Regions from separate parts of the Homo sapiens genome. Here region 2 is linked to region 1. A link is a loop called in an ENCODE intact Hi-C map of the cell type or tissue named here. Cell type or tissue: GM12878. All regions are shown on one strand.

Evidence for each region. Hi-C counts contacts between places; a loop is a spot of excess contacts. Peaks named below come from ENCODE experiments on the same cell type or tissue, not always from the same donor. Only the 100,000 strongest peaks of a DNase experiment are listed, where the experiment ranks them.
Region 2: it touches region 1 in a loop (2.0-fold over the local background); 1 of 110 quality-filtered maps calls a loop at or near these places.

What each region holds. Positions count from the first base shown.
Region 1 is chr9:1,919,496-1,924,495 of GRCh38, forward strand. All of the region lies in intron 2 of LOC105375951 (a long non-coding RNA gene), which reads left to right. Among named protein-coding and RNA genes, the nearest start is that of SMARCA2, 93 kb to the right of the region's middle. In GM12878, a CTCF peak has its summit at 2,726 (motif pointing right); no DNase peak of the experiment used is centred here; H3K27ac peaks cover 354 bases.
Region 2 is chr9:1,534,012-1,539,011 of GRCh38, forward strand. No RefSeq gene overlaps it. Among named protein-coding and RNA genes, the nearest start is that of SMARCA2, 480 kb to the right of the region's middle. In GM12878, no CTCF peak of the experiment used is centred here; a DNase peak (open chromatin) is centred at 2,700.

The DNA of each region.
Region 1 (5,000 bases):
TGCTTATAAGTTCATTTCCTCCATAGATTGTGAGCCCCTGGAGTAATTTTAAGCATTAGCTCTCCAGCGTCTGACACCTTAAAAGTGTTAGATTAAATGTTTGTTGAATGAATTAAAAAACTAACTAATGAGGCACAGAATGTCAGCACATTTAAGGGAAGGCAAGTAAAGAATAAAATTCAGAGGAGAAAAAATTAAGTCTCTGGTTGAAAAAAAAAAAGAGATAGAATGATGCAGGGAGGTGGATTCAAATAAGGAAAGGGGAGGAGATCTGGTGCCAGTAGGACTCTTTCTGGATACATTACGCCGCCATTTTTGGGAAGGTCCCTGAGAAGGGGTGGGCAGGGAGAGTGTGCACACCAAGGAGAGACGTTGTTGCGATTCCTGATTGAATCGGAAGGGCCGCGTTTACTACTCACTAGCTGTCTAATTTGGGGCAAGTTCTTGACCCTCTTTGGGCTTCAGGCTCTTAGTTTGCGTGGTGACAAAACTGGATTAGAGGTCCTTGCAGCAGGGTAGAGAAGCAGAGAAATATAATTATGTCATAAACTGGCTGCATGCATCTTAGAAATACAGCATATGAATAACTTATTATTGTCAATACTAAAAATAACACATCAAATAAGTGCTTTTTATGAACCAAGCATGGCGGGTGGCTGGGTCTGTGTGTGTGTGTGTGTGTGCGTGTGCATCCCTGCCCAAGAAGATATGATATAGTCCTCACTTTAATGAAGGCAGAGATTGAGAGTCAAAGAAATTATAAAATATGCTCAAGCTCATGTAGCTAGTAAGTGGCCAAGCTGGGATTTTAATTTAGGTCAGTCTGTCTCTGAAGTCCACATTTAGGCACATTAAGAGCCCAGTGCCACTCCATTCCTCAGGAAATGTCCCTCAGAGGAACCTGCTGTCATTTTGACTCAAAAAACCCTGGTGACTGCCCAACTCCCATGTTCAATCCTGCTCTGTCCAGTGTGACAGTCCCTGGAGAGAGGCTCCTCAGAGGTCCCTTCAGAAGGTTAGAAAACATTTAGCAGTACTACTATAGTGCTGCCTCTACAGCCGCCGCTGTGCCTGCTGGGGTCAGACCAGCAGCAGACTGCCTCAGGATGAGTAAACTGTTCCCCAGAAACCAATCTTTCCTGCTCCTCTCCCTTGTACACATTGAAGCAAAATCCCCTTGTTAATTCAAGAGGAAGCAAAATGTGACTTCACTGTCTCTAAGGCTGTCATTTGCCCATTCATTCAGTACTTATTTGCAAAAATTCTTTCCGGATGATATCAAATCTTTTTCCTACAGTGTCTCTAGCTACTCCCTCCCATATTTAAAATTTGCTTCCAAATATTGTATCAAAGATATCAATAGAAAATTAGTATAGAACGTAGGAGCTTTTAAATAAGTCATCCTCTGGCTGTGATCATTATATTCTAAATATCTTTAAATAAACTCTTTAAAGACTACCAGTATATCCATAGTCTTTTAAATATAATTAAATCTTATATATCTATGAATATATAAATGTCATATGTGTGCATGTATATACCTGTGTGCGAGGTAAATGTCAATATCTATATGTAGGTATCTTAATCACACACAAAGGAAAAGCTTATCTTGTTTGTTGTCATTGTTGTTGTTGTTTTGAGACAGAGTCGCACTCTGTCACCCAGGCTGGAGTAGGTGACATCATAGATCCCTGCAGCCTCCAACTCCTCAGCTCAGGTGATCCTCCCACCTCAGCCTCTCAAGTAGGTGGGACTACAGGCACATGCCACCACACCTAGCTATTTTTTAAACATTTTTTGTATAGATGTTGCCCAGCCTGGTCTTGAACTCTTGGGCTCAAGCACTCCTCTAGCCACAGCCTCCCAAAGTGCTGGAATTACAGGCATGAGCCACTGTGCCAGCCTATCTTGTTTTTTGAGGAGTGGAACCTGGGTCAATAATTTGCTCATTTGTTCTCAGATAATTCCACTGCCACCCTAGTCCTGCTCAGCCATGTTTTTTGTTTTTTTGAGATGGAGTCTTGCTCTGTCGCCCAGGCTGGAGTGCAGTGGTGGGATCTTGGCTCACTGCAAGCTCCGTCTCCTGGGTTCACGCCATTCTCCTGCCTCAGCCTCCCAAGTAGCTGGGACTACAGGCGCCCGCCACCACACCCAGCTAATTTTTTTGTATTTTTAGTAGAGAAGGGGTTTTACTATGTTGGCCAAGATGGTCACTATCTCCTGACCTTGTGATCCACCCGCCTCGGCCTCCCAAAGTGCTGGGATTACAGGCGTGAGCCACCGCACCCGGCCTGCCATGTTTTTAAAGATAAGAACTTGTAAATATTTGTAAATGTTTTAAAAATATTTATTTGTGCCACCTTATGATATATTTGTTGGGCCTAGAACAAAAGGTAGTAGCATGGTCTTGTGATATAAGGTGTTTTAAAGGAGCTTAACCACACTTTCTAAAGTAGTCACAGCCAACCCTGGTGAATGGACAATTGGAGTAAAGGTTACTTAAGGTGGTGGACAAGTTTGAGTAAGGTGACTAATTTCAAGAACAGAATAGAGTATTTTGCAGAGTCCAGTCAGGTAAATAGAACCCATTCCAGGTCATTCAATAGAGGGAAGTGAATGTGATGAACTATTAAAGGCATAGAAAGAACTGAAGTAGCAAACGGTGTAGCAACTGGAGATTAGACACTGAAAGATGGCACTCTCATTCTCAGGGCTGGATGGACAAAGAGAGGAGCCCACAAGAGGGGGCTGTTCACAGGCAGCTGGGTCCAACAAGGAGGCTGGCCAGATAGCTGCTGGAGCAATGGAGGGGCGACAGCCACAGCCAGAGATGCTAACAGACACAGAGAGAGAAAGGAGGAATACTCTGGCTTCTTCCTTCCTCACATCCTTCAATCTCCCGCCAGAACCTACCATTGAAGAAACCTAAGAAAAAATCAAGGAAGCTCAGGAAACATATTTTGCAAGGGTCAGCACTCTGCAACACAGGGCAGGGCTGGCAAGTTGAGGGATGTGGCCAAGAACAAATGAAAAAGGACTGGCCTTGATTTTATCACTGAAAAACTAGTTAAAACCTTTCTTAATAATTTGCACAAGTATGTTTATTGCGGCACTATTCACAATAGCAAAGACTTGGAACCAACCCAAATGTCCACCAATGATAGACTGGATTAAGAACATGTGGCACATATACACCATGGAATACTATGCAGCCATAAAAAAGGATGAGTTCATTTCCTTTGTGGGGACATGGTTGAAGCTGGAAACCATCATTCTCAGCAAACTATCGCAAGGACAAAAAAACCAAACACCACATGTTCTCACTTATAGGTGGGAATTGAACAATGAGAACACGTGGACACAGGAAGGGGAACATCATACATCAGGGCCTGTAGTGGGGTGGGGGGAGGGATAGCATTAGGAGATATACCTAATGTAAATGACAAGTTAATGGGTGCAGCACACCAACATGGCACATGTATACATATGTAACAAACCTGCACTTTGTGCACATGTACCCTAGAACTTAAAGTATAATTTAAAAAAACCTTTCTTAATAATTGAGATGGACATCTAGATGTAGATACTACTGTATATATTGCATAAGCATACAGACTCTATATATAGGTTGCTGGTCCATGTGACTTTCATTTTCCCCTCAGGAGGGGGCATGTTGATCTCGAGTGTGTGACTTGCTTTGCCCAATGAAATATGAGTGGAATTGATGTATGCTTTGTCTGAACAGAAGCTATGAGCCATACATAGCTCTACCATGGTCTCTTTCCCTCTGCCACAAGATCTGTGGCATTCCAGATTAGATAACATGACCGTGTAATTTATTATCCAACCTGGGACACACATTCCTTACACTTTTTTGACAAATCCACAACTGAACCCATTGTTTTAAATATAGAAGTGCTTCATCTGAATAGATGTCTGGAGTTTGAAGGAAAAGATTCTGCATATTATTTGAAAATATAGCTAAATACTGTTTAAAAATAAATTCATCTTCTGTTTCCCAGCTTTTCAGATGCCTGATAGTCATAGGCAAATAGAAGAAGAACACTCAACCATGTATTGAATGAAAATGGTTAAGGCCTCAAAACAGAGCCCCCAAGTTCGCACAATTAATCCAAGCTTTGAGATGAGTAAATTCTAATGGCACTTGTGGATTTCCAGAAGTGATCTTAAAAAAAAAAAAAAAAAAAAAAAAAAAAAAAAAAAAACTAGCCATATCGCTCCCTTGCTTAGAAATCTCCCCTGGCTTCCGGCTATATCCAAGCATCCAAGCTTCCCAGAAGATAAAAAACAGACTCCTTTGCTTGGCATAAAATCTAACCCCCATTTACTGTCCAGCTCTATTTCTGCACAATGCACCATATATCCCAGAAAACTAACTTCTCACTATTATTAGTAAGTTGTTTTGCATAGATTCATGCGTTTCACATGCCCTTCCCTGCAGGCCAAGACTTTCCTCTCTACCTCTACTCACTCCTCTAGCCTCTTCTTGGCAAAATCTTACTCATTTTTCAAGTCCTGGTTCAAAGCCCCTTTTCTGTGAAGCCCTCTTAAGCAACTGCTCCCCGTGCTGCTCACTGTAGCCCCTACCACACTTCCTTGTAATTCTCCTGTCCATCCATCTCTTGCATTTGACCAAAGCTCCCCTACAACTATATCTGCTTTATCTTTGCATGCCAAGCGTCTGTTATGGAGGCCAGTACATTATAGGTCCTCTCTAAATACCTGTTGAATAAATGAATTAAGAGTTTCTCTATTAACCTTCACATACTTCTCAGAAATTATGAGATTCCCTGAAATCTATTAAGAATTCCACCTGCCCAAGTTTTAAACTCTAGATATTTACCTATGCCAATTACAGATATGATACTTTGTAATACTGTATATGGTTAAGTTTGGCCTGTTTCATGTAGGGTATTTAGAATAATTTAAGTTTAGAGCTAGAAAGAATCAGCGATTAGCCAACTTCCTTCAGACACAGA
Region 2 (5,000 bases), 390 kb before region 1:
TTCTACTTACCAAGGTGGACCTGGTTACAGCAACCACTGAATATATACAAACTGTTAGCAATAGAGGCCAACACTCAGCTCCAATGTGGTACCATTCCCTGGGGTGATCAGCTAGCTACCTGGTGGCAGGAGATTGAGTTATGGTATAGGGACATGTGTTTGGGTGCCAAGTTGACAAGGGGTGGACTTAATTGTATGTGTCAACTCTACTGGGTTAAGAGATGCCTGGGTAGCTAGTAAACATTATTTCTGGATGTGTCTGTGAGGGTGTTTCCAGAAGACATTAGGATTTGAATTAGTAGATTGAGCAATGAAGATTTGCCCTGAGTAAAGAAAACTTGAGGACATCATCCCATCCTTTGAGGACCCTGATAGAGCAAAGAGGGGAAGGAAGAGCAAATCCTGTATTTCTCTTCTTGAACTGGGACATCTGTCTTCTCATGCCCTCAGACATTGGAGCTCCTAGTTCTCAGACCTTTGACGTTGGGCTGCTAGTTATATCATTTGCTCACTGTGTTCTCAGGATTTTGAACTTGGATTGAATTGAACCACTGGCTTTCCTGGTTCTTCAGCTTACACATGGCATATCTTGGGTCTTCTTAGTCTCCATAATCATATGAGCTAATTCCTCATAATAAACCTAATCTCATCTATCTATCTACCTACCTACGTACCTACTTACTATTATCTATCTACTATCTATCTGCTTACTGTTAGTTTTTTTTCTCTGCAGAACCCTGACTAACACATAGGGGATGGATGGTGTTATCTGAACAAATAAAATATAAACAATCTACTTCAGTGAGGACATCAAAAATCTGTTTGCAAGAGGGAAAATTCTATCCAGGGTATAGTTCTTCATTGATTGTATCTTCTGAGTTATGTTTGGTACTCTTACAACAATATCTGAGGAGAGCAAAACAAATTATATCCCAAAACCAAAAGGCAAACAGAATGAAAGGAGAAAGTAAAAAATATTAATTTCATTGGAAGTTAAAATTCATAATACATCCTTGACTCTTAAGATACATTCCAAGGATTTTCTGACTGATGTCCACATATATATTTTTTATTGCGGTTAAATTTACAAACATAAAATTAACCATTTTAAAGTGAACAATTCAGTGGCATTTAGTACATTTCCAGTGTTGTGCAACCGTCACCTGTATCTAGTTTTGAAAACATTTGTGTCATCCTGAAGTAAAGTTCCATACTTGTTAAGCAGTTACTTTCTATTCCCCTCTCTCTCTCTTCAGCCTCTGGCAACCACCAATCTACTTTCTGTTTCTGTGTATTTACCTATTCTGAATCTTTTATATAAATGGAGTCTAACAAAATGTGACTTTTTGTTTTTGACTTCTTTTCACTTAGAATAGCATTTTCACAGTTAAATCATGTTGTAGCCTATATCAGTATCTCATTCCTTTTTATTGCTAAATATTCCAATATATAAATGTACCACAAGTAAAAAATCTATTCATCTGTTGATGGAGATTTGGTTTTAGACTATGGTAAACAGTGCTTCTATGAACATTTGTGTACAAATACTTTTTTGAGCACCTGTTTTCAATCCTTTCAGGTATATACCTAGGAATGAAATTACAAAGTCATGGAATAATTCCATGCTTAACTTTTTAAGGAATTGACAAAACTATTTTTCACAGTGGCTGCACCGTTTTACATTCCCACCAGCAATGCACAAGGGTTCCGATTTCTCCATATTCTAACCAACACTTGTTATTTTCCATTTTTTAAATGCTAACCATCCAAGTGAGTGTGAAGTGTTATTGTGGTTTTGATTTGCATTTCCTGAATGACTAATGATGCTGAGCATCTTTTTAAATGCTTCTTGGCCATTTGTATATCTTTCAAGAAATGTCTATTTAAATTCTTTGCTCAATTTTTGATTGGGTTGTCTTTTCATTAAGTTCTAAGGGTTCTTTATGTATTCTAGATTCTAGCCCCTTACCAGAGATGTGATTTGCAGAGATATCCTCCCCTTCTGTAGGCTTCCTTTTAACTTTCTTGATAGTGTTATTTCATGCACAAAACTTGAAAAAAATTGATGATATCCAATTTATACATTTTTCTTTTGTTGTTTGAGTGTCATATCTAGGACATCATTGCCAAATCCAAGGTCATGAAGATTTACCCGCTTTCTTCTAAGAGTTTTATAGCTTTAGCTTTTATATTTAGGTCGTTGATCCATTTTGAGTTAATTTGTGTATATTGTGTGAGATAGGATTCCAGTTTTATTCTTTTGTGTGGAGATCCAGTTTTCCTAGCACCATTTGTTGAAGAGACTGGTTTTTTCTCCACTAAATAGTCTTGGCCCCCATGTTGAAAATCAATTGACCATAGATGTATGGGTTTATCTTTGAACTCTCAATTCTATTCCAGTTGTTATTATATGTTTGAAAATTGACCTTGAGCATAATAAAATTTTATTCATCATGCAACCAACATAATTCTGAATTAATTAGGCTGAAGTTTTTCCAGTCAAGGTGTAAAAGCACTTTGCATCAGCCATCAATGGATGCTCAACATGGAGATTATTTCAGGGTTAGATTGCTCTGTAGCAGCATCTGCTTTCCTTCAATATTATGCCTTCAAACAAAATTTCAGTACACGTTTTCTGTCTAAGTCCACATATGTCAAGTCGAAATGACTCACTTTAGATTCCTTGACCTAGGCAGTCTCAATATGAATCACCTCTTCTCGCTTTGCTTTTCTGCTACCAACTTTCCTACTCCCACCTTCCATGTTTTGTAAATACTTTTACTTCTTTTTAATGGGAACTAAATACTTAGAATGAATTTTATTCTTCTTACCTTATCTTTAAGGAGAACTCATTTAGGTATAAGTTCACATGCTTCTGGAAGTTTTTAGGGGAGTTCTTGTAGAAGGGAAGAAAATTATAAAGTAACTCTGTACTTTACACTTCTGAAAAAATGCAACTACAGCAAAGAAATTGGCAAGTCAATCAAACAGTGGTTAGCAAACTCTTCAGATCCTTTTAGAAAAGGTCGTATGCCTGATTAGGTTTGTGATTGAGGATGACACTGGAGAACAAGGGCTCCATTTGATGTCAAGTGTGCACTGCCTTTGTTATGCTACATGCTAGATATTTTTGATAATGGCGAGAGATTTTGCTTCCTGGATTTGCCATGAAAACCCTATTTTTAAAAAAATGTAGTCCTTGGCATGGCGTCAAAGCACCTGCCTTCTCCTTAAATGGAGCTGCTTTTGGGAGTTCCTACTTAGCCACTCAACATGGACAATGTATGAAACCACATTGCATTTATCTACATGACAACCACAATCCATTTTATTACTAATAGGAGCAATTGTGTTTCCTTTTGAAAGGACAGAGTGGGTGGGAATGGAGTAAAGTATCACCATCTCACATCTGGCTCCTAATTTATGTCTCTCAAATCATTGTGGGTTGGAGGAAGGCAGTGACAGAGAAATTCCAAATATGAGTCTGAACTGTTGATGTTAAGACTTTCATGACATTATTGAACAAAATAAGTTCCTAAATATTCCTCTTTGTGAGTATCATGACTATTCATTTGTCTCCTAATCTAAGGATGTTAGAAGGGGTAGGCAGGTACAGGTAAATCTAGACAAACCGTTGGAAAAAAAATCTCCTTTTCCAACATAGCTAAGTTATGATTTTAGAAGTTAAGCCATTCGTGTAAATGGAGCTAGCTCACTCCATGGTGATTCTAGCTTTGCAGCCGTATACTTAATGCCTGCTACTTGCTCACATGTTCTTCTGTCAGCTACCCAATGCATGAGATTCCATTCCCTTGAGTTTTCTTCCTCCCATTTAAAGCTCTGATTACCTCCAAAATGAACGTATAAGTAGGCTAATACCGAAGTTATTAAGGCAAATTTATGCTTTAGTGTAAATGAGAGTTTGAGCTTCAGGGTTCTGACATTTTGATAACTGGGTCTGATTTGGGGAATACTGTGCACAGATTGGAAAGGGGGCAGTAGCTCAGTCTAATGAAGCCTGTGTTGTGGGAGTAACTACTCTCCAAATTTTCCTCAATTTACCTGGATTGACGACTGACTTGCACTTGTTGCCATAGGCAGAATTTCATCAACTGTTGGGAAAGTGCGGAGGAAAGAGCACTGAGTTTGAGCTGGAAGATCTCTCAGTCACCAGCTGTGTGATTTTAGACAAGTCATTTGATCTCTCCAAGCGTCTGTTTCTACAGCTGTAAAACATGGCTAACAATTCTCTTTCATTGATGTGAGGATTAAATGAGCCAACACATATAAAGGACTATATACGTGTATATCTATTATTATCTGAGGTATTTAAAACATCAGAAGTGAGGTATAAAATCTTGCAATCCACTCATTAGCTCTGTCAGTGGAGAGAAGAAGAACGGATTAAATCTGGCAGGTACTAAGCTTCAAGTTTGATTTAAGTTTCTTTCCTCCCACTCTCCTATTTGCAAAGAGTTTTCTTCCATTGTTGAGAGTCACTGGAGCTTGGGCCAATTACTTGTGTTGACAAGTCATTAAAGAAAGTCATGTAAGCATCTGGCTCTGGAGTCTAGGAGATCAACAGCAGCTCCAGACCCTACCAGGTTGTGTGTAGTTGGAAAAATCTGTCTCTCCCCTTACTGGGCACACATGGGCCTGATAGTAGAAGCATGGGCGCCGTTAACTCTGCTTTCAAGAGTGAAGAAGATTGAAAGATTAGCAAGCTGAGCTTTTAAATGGAATTCTTATTTTTCTTTTAAATATTTCATTATAATTATTATTATTTACATGTAAGGAAGCATGGGCTTCCTGACAGTATGTACTCACTCAGAGCACATGACTTATTTATAATAGTCACCTGAGATTTACTTAATCCAAATATATATTTATAGCCATTATTGTATTTTGTCCACTACATAATAATTATTTTAAAAAATTTGGAAAATCTGTGTTTATGTTTTTACATTATGCAAAGAGGTCCTTTTAAGTCAAAACACTTA